Linked DNA regions of Homo sapiens: region 1 is linked to region 2. Evidence: chromatin loops called from intact Hi-C (ENCODE). Cell type or tissue: PC-9. All regions are shown on one strand. Each heading gives the region's core, and the rest is flanking DNA. Links, peaks and the distances in the headings are about the cores only. Region 1 overlaps DTNB (dystrobrevin beta). Region 2 holds the start of DNAJC27-AS1 (DNAJC27 antisense RNA 1).

The links. A loop is a pair of places that touch in the nucleus more often than their neighbours do. Peaks named below come from ENCODE experiments on the same cell type or tissue, not always from the same donor. Only the 100,000 strongest peaks of a DNase experiment are listed, where the experiment ranks them.
Region 1: it touches region 2 in a loop (8-fold over the local background); 4 of 110 quality-filtered maps call a loop at or near these places.

What each region holds. Positions count from the first base shown.
Region 1 is chr2:25,516,584-25,528,544 of GRCh38, reverse strand. All of the region lies in intron 9 of DTNB (dystrobrevin beta), which reads left to right. Among named protein-coding and RNA genes, the nearest start is that of DTNB-AS1, 100 kb to the right of the region's middle. RefSeq lists cis regulatory regions at 2,038, 10,342-10,344 and enhancers at 1,966-2,110, 3,755-3,834, 6,138-6,187, 10,272-10,416. In PC-9, for the core only: CTCF peaks have their summits at 6,071 and 6,270 (motif pointing right); a DNase peak (open chromatin) is centred at 6,234.
Region 2 is chr2:24,970,754-24,982,714 of GRCh38, reverse strand. It overlaps DNAJC27-AS1 (DNAJC27 antisense RNA 1), which reads right to left and starts at 10,603. Exons shown (of 3, transcript NR_034113.1): 1 at 10,483-10,603. DNAJC27 (DnaJ heat shock protein family (Hsp40) member C27) reads left to right here and starts at 10,760. Exons shown (of 7, transcript NM_016544.3): 1 at 10,760-10,897. The coding sequence starts at 10,811. RefSeq lists enhancers at 9,711-10,228, 10,440-10,519, 10,229-10,747, 10,730-10,839, 11,100-11,209 and 2 more and a silencer at 10,970-11,049. In PC-9, for the core only: CTCF peaks have their summits at 6,829 and 7,040 (motif pointing left); a DNase peak (open chromatin) is centred at 7,074.

The sequences.
Region 1 (11,961 bases), core at 4,851-7,350, 550 kb before region 2:
ATACTCAGATTCTTTTGAATTTTCTATAAATAATTATATAATCGGCAAATAATGACTGCTTTGTGTCTTCCCTTCTGTACCTTATACTTTTGAAAATTAATCATACTTTTTGCAGGGCTAGCAGCATACTATGCTGGCTAGCCCCTCCGGTGCAATACTGAATAGAAGTGGTTTAGAAGGCATTTTTGTGTTATTACTAATCCCACAGAGAATGCTTTCAGCATTCATTTAGTATGTTATTTGATGTAGGTTTTGTAGAAACTATTTATCGGGTTTAAGAGGTTCCCTTTTATTTCTAGTTTGCTAGAAATAAAAATGCTTTCTTTTTGTCATGAATGGATGCTGAATTTTATCAAAGAGTTTTTCTGTATTGAGATGATTATATGATTTTCTCTATTGATGATCAAAGACTTTTTCTTTATTCTGTTATTGTAGTGAATTACATTAATTGTTTTTTAGCATCATCTTTACCTTCCCAGAATAAATCTGAGTTGGCCATTGTTTGAATACACTGCTAGGTTTTGTTTGCTAATATTTTGTTTAGATTTTGGCTATGTTTTTGAGTGAAACTGGCCTGTAACTTCCCTAGATTTGGGGGTTATTTTTATTTTGTTGTTTTTATCACCCAGTGTGTGATTCTTGCAAAATGGGGGAGCATTCTCTCTTTTCATATTTTTGGAAGAGCTTGTTCAAGATTTGGAAGGGTTATTTTCTTTGTAAATTTTTTATGAAACTCACTAATGGAGCCATCTAAGCCTGAAGATTTCTTTGTGGGAAGATTTTTAACTGGTAATTCCATTTTTAAAAAACAATTAGACTATTTTTATTGTTTATTTATTTTTGAAGTTACCTTGGAGTATTTTGTATTGGTAGGAATTTATTAATTTTCTCTCAATTTTAAAGGTTATTGATACAACGTTCATAATATTTTATTGTCTTTGTAAGTCCACAGTATGTGTGCTAATGGGCCTTTTTTATTTCCACTCTCGTGTATTTATGGCATTTTTTCTTTCTCTTTTTTTTTTGAGACAGAGTCTCAGTCTGTCGCCAGGCTGGAGTGCAGTGGCAATCTCAGCTCACTGCAACCTCCCCCTCCCGGGTTCAAGTGATTCTTCTGCCTCAGCCTCCTGAGTAGCTGGGACTACAGGCATGCGCTAGCACGCCCAGCTAATTTTTGTAATTTTGGTAGAGACGGGGTTTCACCATGTTGGCCAGAATAGTCTTGATCTCTTGACCTCTTGATCCACCCCCTTTTGGCCTCCCAAAGTGCTGGGATTACAGGCGTGAACCACCGTGCCCAGACTCCTTTTCTAATTTCTTTAAAGGCATGGTTAGCTTACTCATTTCAGGTTTTTTAATTTTTTTATTTTTTCCCCCTAGTAGAAGCATTTAAGGCTGTAAATGTATCTGAACCCTATCTGGGTATTACCCAAGTTTTACTGTATAATATTTTTTGTTGTTTACTTCTAAATATTTCCCAAGTTATGTTAGGATTCTTCTTTGAGAAGTATACTTTCTTAATTTCCAAACATATAGAGGTTTTCTAGTTGCCTTTTTGTTATTAATTTATAACTTACTTTTAGTCTGGAAAATGGTCTGTATTTTTCAGTTTTTTAAAATTGGTTAAGACATTTGTTATTAACATCATTACTATGATATGTGGACTTTTTCCACCATTTTATTTGTGCTATTTATCATATTTTTTAAAATTCCCCTTTATGGAAATGTCCCACTCGAGTCACCTTTTCCCCTATAGATAACCATTCTAATGTGCTCGTCGTGTATGTTTTTGTTAGCATACGTTCTTAAAAAGTATTGTTCTGTATGTCCCTTTAAGATATTTATTTATGGCTGGGCATGGTGGCTTACACCTGTAATCCCAGCACTTTGGGAGGCCAAGGTGGGTGGATCATCTGAGGTCAGGAGTTTGAGACCAGCCTGACCAACATGGTGAAATCCTGTCTCTACTGAAAATACTAAAATTAGCCAGGCGTGGCGGCCAGTGCCTGTAATCCCGGCTACTCGGGAGGCTGAGGCAGAAGACTCACTTGAACTTGAGAGGCAGAGGTTGCAGTGAGCTGAGATCGCGCCATTGCACTCCACCCTGGGTGACAAGGGTGAAACTCTGTCTCAATTAAAAAAAAAAAAATATATATATATATATATATATATATATATATATTTATATATATTTATAAGTGCTATTGTGAACAGCATTTTACCTGTCCGTTCTCCCTGAGGTGGACACGTTGGTTGCTTTTAGACCTCTGCCTCCACATATAATGCCACAGTGTATGGCATGTTTCCCCCATGGAGCTGCATGAGAGTTTCTATGTATTAATATCTAGGATACAGTTCTGGGGTCAAAAGTTCTGTGAATCCTGACCAGGAGAAGTATGTTGGAGAATCCAGTAGTTTTAGCATAGAATTTCACTTAATCTCTTCGTTTTCATTCAGGCTCCATACCCCTGCCTCCACCTGGGGCTCCTGAGCTCAGGGGCTTTCTGCTTAGTTTGACTTGAGAGTAACCTCTGGTTTCCTGGTGGGCCTAGAAAGGAGTAGTCATCTGGCAATGTGGTGTTGGGAGTGTGGCTGGAGGTGGTGGGGATTGGGTGGGAATTTGCTGCTTCTTATCCATTCTTTCAACCAGTCCTCTTATCTTAATGCAACCTCTCACCCCTCCTTCAGAGGTTCCAGGCCTTTCTGTGGCTCCACTTCCCTGTCTTTGGGTGAACCTGACTTCACGTTTCTTCTATTTAAAAAGCCCTCCCCATATCGAGTTTTCTGTTAGAAATTTAAGTAAAAATGCAGCTGGGACTGAGAGCTAAGAATTAGAACTTGGATTTTTCCTTATTAATTCTTATTTTATTCTATATATTTGCCTTGGATTTTTTTTTCTTTTTTTTTTGAGACGGAATTTCGCTCTTGTTGCCGAGGCTGGAGTGCAATGGAGCGATCTTGGCTCACTGCAACTTCCACCTCCTGGGTTCAAGCGATTCTCCTGCCTCAGCCTCCCGAGTAGCTGGGATTACAGGCATGTGCCACCACCCCCAGCTAATTTTATATTTTTGGTAGAGGTGGGGTTTCACAATGTTGGCCAGGCTGGTCTTGAACTTCTGACCTCAGGTGATCCACCTGCCTCAGCCTCCTAGGATTACAGGTGTGAGCCACTGCGCCCAGCTTGGATCTTTTTTAAAAAATGAATAAAACATTGTAGATAAAACTGTGGTCTCCTGTGTCCCTCTTCCTCATCTAATCACGCTTTCCTTTTCCCAAAGGGTAGCCACTATCATTTGTTTGGTATTCATGATTTTATACTTTTTAAACTACTTTTATTAGATATTTATACATCTATAAAAATCAGATATGTTAAAACTGTATATAAATGGTCATGCTCTACATGTCGTTCTGTAAGTTTATTACTTTATTAAGTAATATGTTTTTGAAATTTATCCAAAATCTCCAATGGTATTCCATTGAATGACTTTACCACGAGTAATTCATTCTTCATTGCTGGACATTATTTCCGATTTTTCACTATAGCCTACAGTGCTGCTTTGAGCATTCTTGTATGGAGAAATCCTGTAAGGTAGGAGGCTAACTACTGGGTCCTGGGATATGAATATTACATATTCAGGATAGCACGAGTAATAATATAGTAGCAGATTAACCACCAGATCTCAGTGGTTCAGCTCATAAATGTTTGTTTGTTACTCACACCCAGTCCGTTGTGGACTGGAATGACTGGAGCAGCCAACCTGGGCAGTGGTTCGATGGTGTAGGCTGCTTTACTCTTGTGGCTCCACCATCTTCACACGAGCCCTCCTCATTGCTGCAGCAGGGGAAGAAAGCGTAGGGACAGCTCAGAGCCATTCTTCTGTGCTTTGGTTCAGAAATGACACATACCACCTGCCTCACAGCCCCACCTAATTTCAAGCCTGAATAGCCTTCTGTGTACCTAGGGAGGAGAGGAGAACCAGATACTGGTCAGCTGTAGTAACTTGTTCTACAAATGTCTTCAACTCTACAAGATACTACCTAGAATTCAGATTTTATAGTTTAACTATTTATCAGTCCGAATTACTCCCAAGCCAAGAATATAGTCAGCAGACCACCCCCCCCACCAAAAAAAAAAAAAAAAAAGCTCTGGTAGATTCTCTTTCAGATTTAGATGAGATGTTGAGCAGTTAATCCTATTTAGTTTGACTAGATAACTTTTGAGGATCCTTTCAACTTTGAGTTTCTATGTCTTACAGATTTTTTTTTCTGTATTCAATACGTGTTAATGGTTCCCAAACTTGGCTGATACCAAGATCAATCAGAAGGCCTTAAAAAGTACAGAAGGGCCGGGCACGGTGGCTCATGCCTGTGATCCCAGCACTTTGGGAGGCTGAGGCAGGCGGATCACCTGAGGTCCGGAGCTCAAGACCAGCCTGGCCAACATGGAGAAACCTCATCTCTACTAAAAATACAAAATTAGCTGGGTGTGGTGGTGCATGCCTGTAATCCCAGCTACTCGGGAGGCTGAGGCAGGAGAATTGCTTGAACCTGGGAGGTGGAGGTTGCGGTGAGCCAAGATCACGCCATTGCACTCCAGCTTGGGCAAGAAGAGGGAAACTCTGTCTCAAAAAAAAAAAAAAAAAAAAAGTACAGATGACCAAGTTACTTCCATTCTAGGTCAACTTAACCATAATTCTGGAAGTGGCCTAAGAATCCACCTTTTGAAAAAGTTCCCTAATACATCTGATCAGTTTACAGAACCACTGCATTAGGAGGACATAAAGAGTTTTAGTTATATGAAAGCAAACTAAAAATTCAACACTAAGTATTAAGAAATGTTCAGAGTGCAATGCAGAGTACAAATACAAACATATGAGTAGCAGTTCTTTTTTTTTTTTTTTTTGGAGACAGAGTCTTGCTCTGTCGCCCAGGCTGGAGTGCACTGGTGTGATCTCAGCTCACTGCAACCTCCGCTTCCCAGGCTCATGCAATTCTCATGCCTCAGCCTCCTGAGTAGCTAGGACTACAAGTGCGTGCCACCATGCCTGGCTAACTTTTTGTATTTTTTGTAGAGATGGGGTTTCGCCGTGTTGGCCTAGCTGGTCTCGAACTCCTGACCTCAAGCAATCTGCCTGCCTTGGCCACCCAAAGTGCTGAGATAACAGGCGTGAGCCACTGCACCCAGCCATGAATAGCAATTCTTAACGCTTGCTAAGATTCTTAATTATTCATTAATTCAGCAAATACTTATTGAGGACCTTCTAGCTACTCTGCAAGGTGCTAACAGTGTTCACATAGTACTTTGTGCATTTGCAAATAGGTTTGAGTGTTTGCAAATAGGTTTGAGTGAGAGTGAAGAAGCCAGTTTTATATAGTTGCAGTAGGCTAACCAGAATTTAGTTCATGAGATCCTTTTAATTGAAGGTTAATGCTGTTGATAGACTTTTCTGATAGGCTCACCAATATTTCCTTTTGTGTGTAGCCAGCAAAATAATAAATTAGTACAAATCGAAGTCTGACTCTTTAGAAAATGTGTGGACTCCAGGCCTGGTGCGGTGGCTCATGTCTGTAATCCCAGCACTTTGGGAGGCCAAGGTGGGTGGATCACCTGAGGTCAGGAGTTCAAGACTAACTTAACCAATATGGTGAAACCCCGTCTCTACTAAAAATACAAAAATTAACTGGGCGTCGTGGTAGGCCCCTGTAATCCCAGCTACTTGGGAGGCTGAGGCAGGAGAATTGCTTGAACCCAGGAGGTAGAGGTTGCAGCGAGCCGAGATTGCACCACTGCACTCTATCCTGGGCGACAGAGCAAGACTCCATCTCAAAAAAAAAAAAAAAAAGACCTCAGTTTGCCTTTCTGTAAAATGGTGTTAATAAAACCTGTCTTAATTGTCTCAGGATTTTTTTAAGATAATGTATGAGAAAGTGCTTTTAAGTGGCTAGAAGGCTATAAACTTTTAAAGTCTTTTCCTTCAAATAAAGTTAATCATGTCACAAAAATGTAAACTCCACAAAGGCTGGACTTTATCTTGTTCTCCGCCGAATTCCTATTACCTGAAATACTGCTTGGTGCGTGGTAGGCACCTAAAATGTATTGAGTGAATGAATTATACCCAACACAATTTATATACACAGGCATCTGACTCCTCCCCACCATTTATGTTTTTGCGTTTTGTTTTGGTTTTGGTTTTCTTTCAGAAAGTAATACAAGTCATGTACCTACAGTTTCCCAAAGCCACCACTAGATGTCAGGCATATTTCTTTGTGTTCCTTTCTGGGGGGTGGTGAGAATATTGAGTAAACAAGGTTTTTCAAATAAATTGCAAGACGTGTATTCAAAACAAAGCCAATTCACGTATCAGCACTCTAGCAACTTCTCTTACTTCCAGGTCTCTGAGAGAAATGAGTTGCTTCTTTTGGCAAAAACATATTTATACCACGTCTACCTCTGGATGCCTCTAACAGGCTTCCTGTGATCCGAATTCAAGCAATTTGCTCTTGCTAATTTTCTAACCACAGAGTTCTTAAGCCTAATCTCTTTAATTAGTGGTTAGTCACCATTGCATTTCAGTTTGTGTAGATTTATTTCTGAGGGGAAGCAAAACTTCACGTGTTGGCTTAGTGTGTCTATTACCCTGAATTCTAGCGAGAAAGAGCCCAGTGTCTTCCGCTGCACACACCTGGGATTCATCTTAATAGGGGTGGGCAAACTATAGCCTGCAGGCTAAGGCCAACCTGTCCCTCATGATCTAACAAGACCTTTACATTTTTAAATGTTTGAAGAGAAATAAGAATATTTTGTAAAGTGAAACTTACATGAAAATCACGTCAGTGTCCGTAAGTAAAGTTTTATTGGGACTGGCCTCAGTGGCTCACCCAGCATTTTGGGAGGCCAAGGGGAGTGGATCACTTGAGTTGGGAGTGGATCACAGGAGTTCAAGACCACCATGGCCAACATAGCGAAACCCCGTCTCTCCTAAAAAAATAAAAATTAGGCGGGTACAGTTGCATGCACCTGTAATCTCAGCTACTCAGGAGGCTGAGGCACGAGGATTGCTTGAGCCTGGGAGGCAGAGGTTGCAGTGAGCCGAGATTGTGCCTTTCCATCCTGGGTGACATAGCAAGACTCTGTCTTAAAAAAAAAAAAAAAAAAAATTATTGGGACACAGCCATACTCACTCATTTTTATGTTGTTTATGGATGCTTTCGAGCTCCAGTGGCAGAATTGAGTCATTAACGACTGAGACCAAATGGCCCTTAGAGCTTATATTATTTACTATCTGGCCCTGAAAAAGTTTGCCAACCCCTGCTCTCAAAGAAGGGTGTCTAAAAACTGCAAATTTAGGGCACTTTGTGCTTCTTTAGACTCTTTTTTCTGAATGATCATCATCTTTGGTTTGATGGCCCAAGTTGTTTTTTCACGCAGCGGTGAAGATAACACCTTTTGCTGAAGGACTCAGATAAAATTTGTTACCTAGAAACCAGACTGCCTCTTACTGACAGAAAGTCTTTTATTTGTTTCTTGCATCCTTTGCATACATAAATATATAGCATGTTTGAACAGCTAAGCCAACCAATTTTCTCCGCACATTGCATCAAAACAGAATTAACCTAGATAATTAAAAAATACTGTTATACTGTTATTTAAATTATACTGTAATTATAAAACTGTAATTACAGTAATACTTTAATGTGGCTCTAATTTGTTCTATTTTAACTGCTCTTCTGTTTAATACTGACTTAGACTCTGTGTATACATTACTTTGATATGAACTTAAAAAATCTGTTCTCTTTGTTGTTTTTTTCCTATACCTCATAAATCTTCTTTTTGAACTTTAGACAATTATGCTTTAAGTATCGGTGCTATCAGTGCTTATGAACTTTTTGGTAAAACACAAATATGCTTGTTTTCTACTTATTCATAACAACTTTAAATATATCAGCAGAATTCACCAGACCAGGAATAATATAAGACCATTTGTAACCCTGTGAAAGAACAAGTCTAACTTCTTGTTTATGTTGTTTAATTATTAAAGCACATTTTTGTGACACTTCTTTTAAAATGATGGATGAGTCTGGAGTTAAAAATGGCTTTTGTGACAAGGGCACTTATGGTGAATTGCCTTGCTGTTTACAGCCATTTTTAATTGTTTTGTTTGTTTGTTTGTTTGAGACGGAGTCTTGCTCTGTCGCCCAGGCTGGAGTACGGTGGCAGAATCTCGGCTCACTGCAACTTCCACCTCCCGGATTCAAACAGTTCTCCTGCCTCAGTCACCCAAGTAGCTGGGTCACACACCACGCCTGGCTAATTTTTGTATGTTTAGTAGAGACGGGGTTTCACCATGTTGTCCGGGCTGGTCTCAAACTCCTGACCTCGTCATCCACCCGCCTCGGTCTCCCAAAGTGCTGGGATTACAGGCGAGAGCCACTGCCCCTAGCCTACAACTTTAATAAGCCAATTTTTTTTTTCTGAAGAGAGTTATTAATTGGTTTTATTGTATTCTCCAATTATCGGGTGTTACAGAATTCATAATATTGATAAGTTAGTCTGGGTTGAAACACTGTCTTCCACAGTATTTATTGAGTGTGTATTGTGAGTTGGGCTTTCTTCTTTTGATGGGAGACTAGAGTCTTATTTGAGGAAACTGACAAGATGATACTTTTTTCTTAGACCTCTAGGTGAATCTGATGTTCCAATTGCTTGAAAGGAGTATCAGATTCATTCTAGGTATCTTGATCTCCTGAGACTGAACCTGTTTGGAAGATTGTAATCTTGAACCATTTCTGACAGGTAAATATGCAGGTTGAGCATCTCAAATCTGAAAATTCAAAATCTGGAATGCTCCAAAATCCGAAACTTTTTGAGTGCCGACGTGACAGTCCAAGGAAATGCTCACTGGTGCATCTCAGACTGTAGATTTTTGGAATTCGCATGGTCAACCAGGGTAAATAGAATGCAAATATTCCAAAATCCAAAATATGAAACACTCTGGTCCCAAGCATTTTGGATAAGGGATTCTCAACTTGTACTTTGATTCCTAGATCATAGCTCATCTGATATTAATTGTCTTGCATTTTGCTGTAATGATTTTTTGGGTTATTTGTTTTTTAGAGACAGGGTCAGCACCATAAGACAGAGTGAGAAAACAAAAGTAAAAAAAAAAAAAAAAAAAAGTAGAAACAGGGTCTTGATCTGTCACCGAGGCTAAAGTTCAGTGACATGATCACAGCTCATTGTAACCTCAAAACTCCTGGGCTCAAGAGATCCTCCTGTCTCAGCCTCCCAAGTAGCTAGGACTACAGGCACATGTCACCACGCCTGGCTAATTTTTATATTTTTTTGAAGTGATGGGGTCTTGCTATGTTGCCCACGCTAGTCTTGAACTCCTGGCCTCAAGAAGTCCTCACACCTCAGCCTCCCATAGCACTGGATTATAGACATGAGCCACTGTGCCTGGCCTGCTGTAATGATTTTGAAAAACTTACCGTTGGTGACATGATTTTGCTTACCAGTGGGCCATTAGGCACCTTGGGGTCTATTCAATTTGTCTTTTTGGTAAAAGAAGAGTTGCTTTTTGTTCTCCTGTATATATAGCCTAGAATGTGAAGGCCATTAGGTCACAGCTCATCTGATACTCTTTCTGGCTTGCATTTTGCTGGGATGAATTTGAAAACCTAGAAGGTGAGGAATACAGGGTTGTCTTAGGGCCTTGAGCTTCACTATGTCCTGGTATGAATGTTACCTGTTTTGCTCCGTTTCAGGCTGAAAGTCCCAGAATCATTCTTCTGAGCTTAAGGTTGCTTACTAGCCCTGGAATTATACCTCTCCAAAAAGGAAAGAAAGAGCAAAGAGGGCTATGCATCATCTAAGACAGTCCTAGAAATAGGATAACGTTTTTGCCTGAACCTCAGTATGTATGTGTGTGTGCATGTGTGTGTGTACGTGAGTGTGAGTGTGTGTGTGTTGGGGTGAGGGAGACGGGAACTTGCACTCACAAACTCACACATGTGCATATATATGTGTGGTACCTCTGTGTGTGTGTGTGAGAGACAGAGGGATGCTTATGTGAACAGTAAATGTGATGAGTATGGTGCAGTGAGGAGAAACAGCATTATGTAATACAACAAAACTCAGAACCATCAAGCTTTAGTCCAAGGAGGGTGATTATTTACAAGTGGCTATGACTTTGTTCTGCTGAGTTTCACTCTGCCCTTGAGATTTTCTCACCCTGTTTGCCATTATCCTACTATAAAGCTCTCTGCTTTTAAACTCAAAATCTCACAAAACTTCACAAATCATCATCCCTTAGTATTCTTTTTTTTTATTGTGGATAAAAAAATAATATAAAATTAACTATCTTAATTCTTTTAAGTGTACGGTTTTTAAGCGTACAGTTCAGTAATGGCAAGTGTAATCGTGTTGTTGTTAAACAGATCTTCAGAACTTTTTCCATACCCGTTAAACAGCAATGCCCTTTCCCTCCACCCCCTGTGACCACCGTTCTACTTTATGTTTCTATTAATTTGACTGCTTTACATACCTCATGTGAGTGGAATCATATGGTATTTGTCTTTTTGTGACTGGCTTATTTCACTTAGTATAATGCCCTCAAGGTTCTGTGTTGCAGTATCTGTGTTGCAGCGTGTGACAGGATTTCCTTCCTTTCTAAGGCTGAATGATATTCATTGTATGTAGATACCATATTTTGCTCATCCATTCATCCACCGTTGGTAAGATGTGGTACCTACATACAATGGAATATTATTTTGGGTGGCTTTCACCTCTGGGCTATTGTGAATAGTGCTGTTATGAACATGGATCTCTTGGAAACCCTGCTTTCAGTTCTTTTGTATGTATTCCTGGTAGTGGGATTGCTGGATCATATGTTCAATTTTTAATTGTTTGAGGATTCGAGGAACCCTCATATTGTTTTTTACAGAGATTGCACCATTTTATAATCTCACTAGTACTGCAAAAGAGTTCCAACTTTGCACATCCTTGCCAACACTTGTTATTCTATGTTGATTTGTTTTTATAGTAGCCATCGTAATGGGTATGGAGTAATATCTCATTGTGATTTTGATTTGTCTTTTTTTTTGAGGTGTAATTTATGTTCTGTAAATTTCACCCACTGTGACAGTTAAATTATTTTCAGTTAATTTATACAATTTTGCAACCATTGCCACCATCCTGTTTAAGAATATTTCCATCATCCAAAAAGTTCCCTCCTATCCATTTGTAGTCAATCCCAGCTCCCACTTCCAGCCCTAAGGCAATCACCAAACTACTTCCTGCTTTTTCTAGAAATTACACATAAACAGAATCGTACAATATGTAGTCTTTTGTTTCTGACTTATTTCATTTAGCATAATATTTTTGGGGTTTATCCATTTGTTTCAAGAATAAATAGGTCATTCTTTTTAATGTTGAAAATATCCTTTGCATGAATAGATCACATTTTGTTATCCATTCACCAGTTGATGAACATTGGTCTCATTTTTAGTTTTTGACTCTTATGAATAACGCTGCTATGAACATTCATGTCTTTCTGTAGACATATGTTTTCATTTGTCTTTAGTACATATCTGGGAGTAGAACTGCTGAGTCATGCAGTGCAAGCATATATTTAACTTTTTTATTTTTTTTTTGGATACAGGGTTTTGCTGTTGTTGCCCAGGCTGGAGTGCAATGGCACGGTCTTTGGCTCATTGTAACTTCTGTCTCCTGGGTTCAAGTGATTCTCCTTCCTCAGCCTACCAGATAGCTGGGATTACAGGCGCCCACCACCACGCCCAGCTAATTTTTGTATTTTTAGTAGAGACGGGGTTTCACCATGTTGGCCAGGCTGGTCTCGAACTCCTGACCTCAGGTGATCTGCTTGCCTCAGCCTCCCAAAGTGCTGGGATTACAGGCGTGAGCCACCATGCCCAGCCAAGGGTATGTTGAATATTTTAAGA
Region 2 (11,961 bases), core at 6,097-8,596:
ATACACCAACCTCAGCCTCCCAAAGTGCTAGGATTACAGGTGTGAGCCATCGCACCCAGCCAATCCACAACTTTTTAATATATCTCTCCTGTATATTTACCCAAATTATTAAAGAGAGCTGGGTTAAAAAGTAGAGCCCTGTGCCATAGCTCTAAAGATTTCCCTCCTTTCTTTTCTTTCCTTTCCCTTCTCCCTCTCCTTCCCTCCCCTCCCCTTCCCTCTGCTACCCTTCCTTACCTTTCCCTTCCTTTCCCTACATTTTTATTAGGCAATTGGGTGCCATTAACTGCAATTAGATACGTAGGTGGAAACACTGGTTTGTGCCAAAATCTCCTCTCTATGAGGAGCCAGAGCAGTATGGCTGGAGAGTCTCAAGATCTAGAGAAGGGTGTTTTAGGCAGAGGTCTATATACAAAGGCCATGAGCTGCAAGTGAACTTGGCATTCAAAGAACAGAAGGAAGATAGCATTTGAGCACTACTAGTAATCTGCTAGGTACCCCAGGATATCTCCCAAGAAATTGGCAGCTTGCTCTGAGCTCAAATTTCTTGGCGGGGTTAATGACAATTTTCTACCTGTCCATATTACTGAATATCACTTGTTATGTGTTCCTTATTGCTACATTCCACTGCTTGTTGGCATCTTTGCTTCATTGTCTTGGCACTTTCAAGATGGCTCAATCCCATAGCTGGCAAGTTGGTGCTGATTGTCATATGGGAGCTCAGCTGTGGTTGTGGGTGTGAGTGGGGAGCTCGTTTCTCTCTCCATGGTCCTCTCCATGAAGAGCTGGAATCTTCACAGTTTGGTGGCTAGATTCCAAAAGTGAGCATTCCAAGAGAACCAGAAGGAAATTGCATTGCCTTTTATGACTTAGTTTTGGAGGTGGCATAACGTCACTAACACCATAGTTACAATTCCACCCAGATTCAAAGGAGAGGAACATAGACCTATGGAGAGGAGTCTCAATCCTACTGTAAGAATTTCATATGGGAACCTTGAAGACATTATGCTAAGTGAAGTAAGCCAGCCATTCTACTCGTATGAGGTGCCTGAAGTACTCAAATTAATAGAGACAAAAGTAGAATGATGGGTCCCATGGGCTGGGGGGAGGAGAGAATGGAGAGTTAGTGCTCAGTGGTATGGAATGTCAGTTTGGGAAGATGAAAAAGTTCTGGGAAAGATGGCAGTGATGGTTGCACAATGTGAATGTGCTTAATGCCACTGAGCTGTACATTTTTAAATGGTTAAAATGATACATTTTATGTTATGTGTATTTTGCCACTATATAAAAAAAGGTCATATGGAATGGGAAATGTTGTCACAGCCATTTTTGGAAAATACGAACTCCCACACACTTTTTGGGATAGTCTGTAGTAGGATGAATACATGGATATGAACATGGAAGCACAATATCCATGCTCACAGACTCCAAACTAAGACCCTCTACCCCTAATAAGGAAGGTCGGAAGGCTCAGCAGAGTCAGGGTTCTAAGGTTCTTACATTGCTTAGGAGAGACTCATCCCCATGCCAGGTGCTTCTCCAAGATTTCCACTCCCCTCTACCATTTGCCTGGTTTCTGTTACTCTTCAGAATCTCCCAGTAGTTTTTTCCTTCCTTTCCTCTCTTCCCTCCCTCCCTCCCTCTCCCCCCTCCCCCTCCTTCTTCTCTCTCTCTTTTTTTCTTTCTTGAGGAAGAGTCTCACTGTGTTACCCAGATTGGAGTGTGATGGCATGATCTCGGCTCATTGCAATCTCTGGCTCTTGGATTCAACCAATCCTCCCACCTCAGCCTCCCAAGTCGCTAGGAGTACAGGTGTGTACCATCAAACCCAGCTGATTTTTGTATTTTTAGTACAGATGGGGTTTTGTCATGTTGTGCAGGCTGGTCTCGAACTCCTGGCCTCAAGTGATCTGCCTGCCTTGGCCTCCCAAAGTGCTGGAATTACAGGCATGAGCTACCACGCCCAGCCCTGTTATTGTTTTTTAATCAGTGGGAGAATTATCTGAAAGGGTTTACACTACCATACTGGAAGCAGAACTCCTTAAAAAATTGAATTTGTAGTTAAAAACTTTCCCACAAAAACTTGGTCACTGAGAGGAATTACTACCAACTTTTCAGTATGTATATTAGTTTTCTATTGCTGCATAACAAATTACTGCAAATTCAACAGTTTCAAACAACAGACATTAAACATCTTGCAGTCCTGTAGGTCAGATGATAAGGCATACAGAGGCTGGGTTCTCTAGCCCAGAAATCTCACAAGGGGCCAGGATGGTGGCTCAGGCCTGTAATCCCAGCATTTTGGGAGGCTGTGGTGGGAGGCTCATTCGAGGCGAGGAATTTAAGACTAGCCTGGGCAACATAGTGAGAGCTTGCCTCTACAAAAAATAACTAGCCAGGCATGGTGCTACAGACCTGTAGTCGCAGCTACTCGGAAGACTGAGATAGGAGGATCACTTGAGCCCAGGAGGTCAAGGCTGCAGTGAGTTATGATTGTGCCACTGCATTCCAGCCTGGGCAACAGAGAGAGCCTATCTCAAAAAAAAAAAAAAAGTAGGCTGGGTGCAGTGGTTCACGCCTGTAATCCCAGCACTTTGGGAGGCTGAGGTGGGCAGATCGCTTGAGATCAGGAGTTCGAGACCATCCTGGCCAACGTGGTGAAACCCCATCTCTACTAAAAATACAAAATTAGCCGGGTGTGGTGACAGGCGCCTGTAATCCCAGCTACTCGGGAGACTGAGGCAGGAGAATCACTTGAACCTGGGAGCCAGAGGCTGCAATGAGCTGACATCGTGCCACTGCACTCCAGCCTGGGCAACAGAGCGAGACCCTGTCTCAGAAAAAAAAAGTCTCACAAGGCTGCAATGAAGGTAGCAGACAGCTGGGTTCTCATCAGAGCTCAGGAGCTCCTTCCAGGCTCATTCAGGTTTTTGGCAGAATTCAGTTACTTCTGGTTGTAGGACTGAGCTGCTCATTTTCTTGCTGTTGGCTGGGGGTTACTCTTAGCTCCAAGAGGCCACTCTTAGGTCCTTGCTAAGTATCCCCTTCCATCCTGGAGAACCTTCCTCCTATTGAATGCTTCTCACATTTTTAATATCTTTTGCCAGGAAAAGCCCTATCCTACTTAAGGACTCATCTGATTGGGTCAGGCCCATGGAGGATAATATCTTCAGCGTAAAAACAACTGATCTGGGAACTTAATTACCAAAATCCCTTTGTAGCAGCACCCAAATTCATGTTTGATTAACTAACTGGGAAAAGGTATGTGTGTACCAGGGGCCAGGAATCTTAGAGGCCATCTTAGAATTCGGCTTACCACAGTATGCCAGTTAGATTTCATTTATGTCTGTATTTTAAGAGCTTCACCTTCTAAAGTACATAATAAGATATGGATAGTTATAGTATAACTATATTTATAGTTTGCCCCAAAATAATCTGGGGTATAGATGAAACAAGATTGATCCACGTTGATATTGCTGAAGGTGGAAAATGAGTGTTCATTACTTTATTCTCCCTACTTTTGCTAATGTATGAATTTTGGGCCAGGCACCATTGCTCATGCCTGTAATCCCAGCACTCTGGGAGGCCAAGGCAGGAGGGTCACTTGAGCTCAGGAGTTTGAGACCAGCCTGGGAAAGATGGCGAAGCCCCGTCTCTGAAAAAAAAATAAAAAATAAATTTTGTCAGATAAATTATTCCAGAGCATAGAAACATTTTTTAAAACTGTCAACTATGTGTGTGTTGGTGGGATTTTGAGGGACAAGGTCTTGGTCTGTCACCCAGGCTGGAGTGCAGCAGTGAGATCATAGTTCACTGTAACCTTGAACTCCTGGGCTCAAGTGATTCTCCTGCCTGAGTCTTTATTTTTATAGAGACAAGGTCTCACTATGTTGCCAGGGCTGGTCTTGATCTCCCGGCCTCAACAGATCCTCCCACTTCCACTTATGAAAGTGCTGGGATTACAGACATGAGCCACAGCACCTAGCCTATGATGCAAGTATAACATTAGTATCTAAACAAGGCAAAGGTAGCATAAAATTACTTTAGTATTACTTAATAATATTACTTACTTCCAACATTACTTAAGAATATTAATGCAAAAATTCTCAAAACGTTACCTTACAGAATTTGGCAATATATAATAAAAGTAAATTTACATTTACCTTTGACCCAGTAATTCCATTTTTTAAAGAATTTTACCTTGAAGACATACCCATAATAGTACAAAAATACATAAATGCCCCTAAATATATTAACTGAAAAAAAATGTATATACACACAATGGGATACTGTGCTGTGTAGCTATAAAAAAGGAGTATGATCTTTTTTTACATAATAGTGAAATAGCATGTGGTCCTTTCCAGAATATATTAAGTGTAAAAGCAAATTTCAAAATTGTGCACACACATACAATGTTACTTTTTTGTGTCATAAAGAGAAATGAGAAAATATACATGTAACTGTCTATTTTCTATAAAAAGAAACACAGGAAGGAGTAAATCACAGTCTATGTGATTGGTTGCCCACAGCAGGTAGGTGGGAAGTGGTGAAAAGGATTGGAATGAAGGGTGAAAGTGACACTCATGTGGGTATACTGATTGTATTGCTTTAACTTTGAATCTGTTAATGTTTTACATACCCAAAAACGTTAATAAAGTCACTAATCATGAGGGGCAAAAAACTGAAGCTACAATACTAAAGAAACAAATGAGCTTAATTGTATTTCGAATGCAAACCATAACCACACTGAAGAAGGAAAAAAAAGGATTAACCCAACTAACGTTTGAACACAATACTTATACTATATGACAAACTGTATTTGTCAGTTTTGGACAAAAAGTCATAAACAAATACTGAACTCTAGTTCAAAGGGCTTTTGTTTTTTAAAATGGTATGGGTTAGCAACTCTGAAACTACTTCCTATGTAGTGTAGGATTGAGCAAATGAGTAAATATACTGAGGATAAAAGGAGCCAAGTTTCTCACTGTTGAAGCAGGAAGTCATAATTATGGAAAGGGGGAAGACTAGAACAAATCCTGTTATGCTAAAATGCATTGGTATTATCCATATAAACTATACTTTAATAAATGGATTCAGATGCATGTATATATGTACATATATCTCTTTTTTTGGCTCAATCAACTGAAAGGTCCAAAAGCAAAGACACTCTAGTACTACTGAGAACACCTAGCACCCAGATCTTGGTTTCTAAATACCATCCTCCATTAAAAGGATCCTTGGAAGCAGGGCTTGTTGCTGTGCTAAGAAAGTAAGAAAGTGACTGGGCATGGTGGCTCAAGCCTGTAATCCTAGCACTTTGGGAGGCTGAGGCGGGTGGATTGCCTGAGCTCAGGAGTTCGAGACCAGCCTGGGAAACCCCATCTCTACTAAAATACAAAAAATTAGCCAAGCCTGGCGGCATGCGCCTGTAATCCCAGCTACTCAGGAGGCTGAAGCAGGAGAATTGCTAGAACCTGGGATGCGGAGGTTGCAGTGAGCCGAGATTGAGCCACTGCACTCCAGCCTGGGCAGCAGAGCGAGACACTGTCTCTAAAAAAAATTTAAAAAAAAAAAAGTAAGAAAGTGCTAAACAAACACAGAAACAACAACAACAACAAAGGTGAAGACATCAAAAGGACATACGAGCCAACCTGAGTATCAAAATAAATAATAATATTCATGGAGTAAAATAAGCATATACAAGGCCATACTGATACAAATGAATGAATGAGAAAGGAAAGCTTTTCCTTATGGTAGAATACCAAGTAATAAATATAAATGGAATGATGGAGTTGGAAAATCAGCATTTTGCGTCCATCATAGTAATAATCTCTTCAGCCATAAGTAATCACTGGATTCTAAAAATTTGTGGGTGAAAGTTCAGTGAAGAAAGGATAGCCATATAATCTCCAAGTATCCCTTTAAAAACTACTTATTACAAAGGGAAAAGTCACTTTACTGTAGATCAGCTTCATGAACCCCACCTTAACCAATGAACTAAAGTAAGCATCATTAATAAATGGAAAAAATTGGCATCCCAACTGATATGCTGCCCAAAAAGGACATAGTATCTTTGTTTGTTTAGATGGAGTCTTGCTCTGTCACCCAGGCTAGAGTGCAGTGGCATGATCTCGGCTCACCGTAACCTCTGCCTCCCAGGTTCAAGCAATTCTTGTGCCTCAGCCTCCCGAGTAGCTGGGACTACAGACACGTGCAACCATGCTCAGCTAATTTTTTTGTACTTTTGGTAGAGACACGGCTTCACCATGTCGGCCAGGCTGCTCTCGAACTCCTGACCTCAGGTAATCTGCTCACCTTGGCCTCCCAAAGTGCTGGGATTACAGGTATGAGCCACCGCACCTGGCCCATAACATCTTTTCTGTGGTATTCCAGCCAAATATAACATAACTGACTCTAATTTCAAGAATACACAAACAAACACAAATTGAGGAATATTCTAAAAATAACCGTCATTTTGAAAGAAAAAGAAAAGCTGAGGAACCATTCCAGCTTAAAGACTAAAGATATGTAACTAAATGATCCTAGATTAGATCCTAGACCAGTTGACCAAGTCAAACACAGCTATAAAGAATATTATTGGGACAAATGGTGAAATTTGAGTGTTAACTGTGAATTAGATAAAAGTTTCCCAAATTTTCTTTGTTCACAGTGCTTTCAGCATCTCAGGGTTTTGTTTTGTTTTGTTTTGTTTTGAGAGGGAGTCTCGCTCTGTCACCCAGGCTGGAGTGCAGTGGTGCTATCTCGGCTCACTGCAACCTCCGCCTTCCAGGTTCAAGGTATCCTCCTGCCTCAGCCTCCCGAGTAGCTGGGATTACAGGCGCCTACCACCACATCCAGCTAATTTTTTGTATTTTTTAGTAGTGACGAGGTTTCACTGTGTTAGCCAGAATGGTCTCGATCTCCTGACCTCGTGATCCGCCCGCCTCGGCCTCCCAGAGTGCTGGGATTACAGGCGTGAGCCACTGCGCCCGGCCCAGTGTACTCACTTTTCATCACAACCAACTGGAAAGCCTAGATGCCCCAAGACATGACATAGCCAAGGAATTTGGCGCCATCTATTGTTGAAACTGTAAACAACTTCAAGCTAGTAGTTTTGTACAGTCATTTAGATTTCATTTTGTTTGCCTTGAAAATTTAGAATGCAAGCTATTCCACAGATATCCCCCCGTGGATTTACTGTGGGGATGTGAGGTACCTCAGTGTACAGTTTGATTCAAACCACAGGATTTTATAATAGTGCTGTATAAATGCTGCATTTTCTGATTTTGATAAATCACTGTTGCCATGTAGAAGAAAGTCCTTCTGAGGAAACACACATTATTTATGGATAAAGAAACAAGCTGGCTGGGCACATTGGCTCATGCCTATAATCTCAGCACTTTGGGAGGCTGAGGCAGGAGGACTGCTTGAGCCCAGGAGTTCAAAACCAGCCTGGGCAACACAGTGAGACTCCTTCTCTAAAAAAAAAGAAATACATATATAGGTAAGTATGACATATATTCATATATGTATATATACACACTATATATATATGTGTATATATTATATATGTCTTTATATATATTTTTGAGCAATTCTCCTGCCTCAGCCTCCCAAGTCACTGGGATTACAGGTGCCTGCCACCACATCTGGCTAATTTTTGTATTTTTAGTACAGATGGGGTTTCACCATGTTGGCAAGGCTGGTCTCGAACTCCTAACCTCAAGTGATCTACCCGTCTTGGCATCCCAAAGTGCTGGGATTATAGGTGTGAGCCACCCAGCTGGGCCTGTGTTTATATCTATCTATGTATATCTATCTATTAAAATGTCTGCAAATAAACCTCAAACTACTCAGAAACATTTGAGTATACATGTACATATAGATAGCACAAGTGATAGAAAAAATGGGACAAAATGTTAACAACTGATGAATTTGGATAAAGGGTAGACAAGATTTTTTGGTCTCATTCTTGAAATTTTCTGTGTAAAATTATTTCAAAACAGTTTTGAAAGATGAAATGCAATACTACATTTTAAGGTATATATTCATATATAGTAAAACAATTTTAAATGCCTGGAAATTAAAGCAGCATTCAGATTGTTGCAACTGTTTGTAGAGAGGGAAGAGGGATGTATTGGGAAAGGCTACGCACAGTATCAGTGATGTTTTCTTGTTTCATTTATTTATTTAGAGACAGGGTCCAACTTTGTTGCCCAGGCTGGAGTGCAGTGGCACGACCACAGCTCACTGTGGCCTCAACCTCCCAGGCTCAGGTGATTCTCCAACCTCAGCCTCCCGCGTGGCTGGGACTACAGGCTTGGGCTACCACAACGGCTTTTTTTTTCGTAGAGACAGGGTTCTGCCATGTTGCCCAGGCTGATCTCAAACTCCTGGGCTCAAATGATCCACTGGCCTTGGCCTCCCAAGGTGCTGGGATTATGGGGTGGGCTACCATGCCCAGTGGTGATATTTTATTTCTTAAATTGGGTGGGGGATACATGGCTATTCATTCCATTATACTTTATACCTTTAAGTATGTCCTAAATATTTCATAATTTACTTTCTAAAAATACACATTAAAAAGATGTAGGATTTTTCTTAACACATAAAAAAGTATGAGCAAATGAGAGCATGTGGCTGCTGTTTGCTGGGAGACTACTACGTACTTCCTGTGCATTATCTCCTACAATCCTTATCACCACCTCATGCCTACAACATATGCCAAGATTAAGTGTATCGGGCTGGCTCCAGAATCCATGCTCACACTATACCTCCCAGGTCCATACTATGGAAAAAGCAGCTAACTCGTGCTGATTTTTATTTTTTTATATTCAAAGAGTGGGGGAAAAAAAACAACTTTCTTGCTCTTTCGATTCCAAACTAATTTAATACACACAGTAGAAAATGTAGCTATATACAATAAAGTGTCAAAAGCATCAATATGGGCCGGACGCTGTGGCTCATGCCTGTAATCCCAACACTTTGGGAGGCAAAGGCAGGAGGGTCACCTGAGGTCAGGAGTTCGAGACCAGCCTGGCCAATATGGTGAAACCCCGTCTCTACTAAAAATACAAAAATTATCTGCGTATACCGGTGGGTGCCTGTAATCCCAGCTACTCGGGTGGCTGAGGCAGGTGAATTGCTTGAACCCGGGACACAGGGGTTGCAGTGAGCAGAGATTGTGCCACTGCACTCTAGCCTGGGCAACAAGAGGGAAACTCTGTCTCAAAAACAAAAACAAAAACAAAAAAAACCCCATCAATATGAAAAAAATAGTAATCAATTTAAATCTGTGGCATGTTTTACTGCTTAGTCTCAACAGCACCATACTTAATCAATCATAACAGCTGAAGATTTGACATTTTATAATTATTCTTCCACAATACCAGTTACCCTATTACAGGGCCAAAGGTGAACTGTCGAAGAAATTACATGTTTAGTAATTTGATTTATTAAATCATACTGAGAAGTTAGCATGTGGATTCTTTTAAGCTTTAAAACTATCCAAATTCTAACCAGGACTTATATTTCATATTTGTAAATAATTTTAGAAGCTTCAGTGAATTAAGTTATATTATTTGATTATCAAAACAATCCAGAATAAACTTGTCTTAAAAAAAACTTAATGTTTAAAAAACACATTTTAAAATTAAAATGTGGAAAATCTGACTTTACTGTGAAATGTTGAGCCTTTGCTCATTGCCTTCCTGTAATGCACTTCCCTTAAGATGTTTAAAGTTAGGTGAGAAAAGAAGCAATGCTACTTTTGTCTTTGTAATATACAGGGAAATTGGCAGCCATTTTTTTTCAGGGCACTATAAATAATCATTGTCAAGTTCTATTTATCTTCTGTAACTGAAGATATTCACTGAAAAAAAATTACCGTTCCTGTCAGACTGACTTTTATTCAAGCACTGTCACATTGTCAGCTAAAGGGAAGGGGAGAGCAGACGTCGAGGTCACGTTCGAAGCGAACAGCGGGGAGCTGAGGAAACTGACGTCCACAGCTCCAGCCTGGCTTAGCGTTAACACCTGCAGTAGACCAAGCCTTTCTCCCACAGAGGAGTCAACAAATCCATCAGAGATCTGTAATAGGAGGGCCAAGACTAAACACTCTTGCCTTGACTCCAAATAGACAACTCCATTTAAAATAAAAAACAATAGGAACCAGATTCAGAATCGCTTCACGCCTTGCCCAAGGCCCTCTTCCAGAACCAGGGTTCCGACCTCCCCACTTTCCTGGCTTTGGGGTCTGCCTCTCGGGGATCTCGAGCAAGGGGAACAAAATATTGGAGGGGGAAGAGGAGCAGCAGCCCGGCCCATGGAACCGAAAAAGAATCCAGAAAAAAAAAAAAACACTCCCAAACGGACGAGACACTACCAGACCCGCCCTGAAGAGCCAATACATTTCCACCACTCGGCTGCGAAAGCAACAAACGCCTCCCGTCCGGGCGTCCCTGAAAACAAGGACGCGCTCACCTCGAAGGGTAAACCCAGCCGCCCCCCAACGCCGCCTTCCCGTCAGGGGACGAGGCCTTAGAAACTCGGTAACTGCAGTCGCGTCTCCAGGGCCTGCAGATGACGTCAGCAGCCCCGCGCTAGCATCGCGAGACTCCCGTCTCCCTCCCCCGGCTCCCCACGCTCCCAACCGCCCGCGCCTGCTGCCAGGCAGCGGCGGGGATGGCGAGCAGCGGAGGCGAGGCGGTGACGAGAGCAGCGGCTCCGCCATTGGACGAGGAGGCCTGAGGGACGGGCCAGCGGTGCACAAGAAGAGACCGAGGCGGGTGGCCCCGAGAGAGCCAGGGCCATGGAGGCCAACATGCCGAAGCGGAAGGAGCCCGGCAGGTCTCTCCGCATCAAAGTCATCTCCATGGGCAACGCCGAAGTGGGGAAAGTGAGTACAGCGAGCCGGGAGGGGCGGGCCCCAGCGTGGCGGGGCGACGTGTCCATTGGCTGGAAGGGCGGCCACTCAACAGCCTGGGGCCCGGCCTCCTCTCCGCCCCCGAGCAGGCCCGGGTCTCAGCCGAGGGGTGCGGCTCCGCGAACGAAACTCCCCGACCTTTTTGACCTTTCCGTTGCCCCCTCGTCCTCCGACGTCACTCTTCCGGAGATGGTGTCTGGGGTGGCCTCTAAGCCTTGAATGTACCCCCAAAAGAGTAAGAAGGCCTGGGTCCCCATGAGGGGCCGTCGGCCTAGATACCTTGCCCGCGTTCTAGGGGGCCGTCCGGGACCGGGAGATGGAGGATGAAAGTTTAGTTCCCCCAGCCGGGCCTGGGAGCCGGCGGAACGTTATGGGGTGCGTGTGAGAATTTGGGGTTCGCGAAATGGTGCCCGGCAGCCCAGATTCTGCATTCCCGTCACGAGAGAGCGTAACTGACGTTGACGTGTTTCACAGGGGAGGTGCAAGGGATGGCCGGGGTCCGCGCTGTTTTGTTTTGCGTTGTGTTTTATTTTTGGTGGTGTCCCCATATCTGTTAGTTCCACCGCCCTTCTCTCTGCCCCATCTGTGGTTCATCAGCTATAAACTCTCCTTTAGTACGTGGGGAGGGAAGGCCAGAGGTAACCTGAGGCCTTTTCCCTTATGAATTCCAAGACGGCCTCCTCTTCACTCAAATTCTTTCCTTTTGGGCAAGTGGAATCTGTTGGTTAAGAACTTCCCAAGGTCATCAAATCAGTGACCGAGGAAAGATTAGAACCTAAGTCTTCACATTCCCACTGCGGTGCTCTTTCCGTCGTTGTATGCGTTCAAAATCAACTCCGAAAGAGCTGTTAAGGCAGTGCCTAGTCCAGTGCCTGGCACCCAGGAGATGCTCAGTAAATGTTTACTTAGTGTTTTTTATTTCTGTGTAGCATGATCCCGTACTACTTTTGTGTGTATGTGCTAGCATAGTATTCACTGAAAGTCAACATTTTTTTGAACGTCAGCTGTGTACGAGGTGTTTTTTTTTTTCTAGGGAC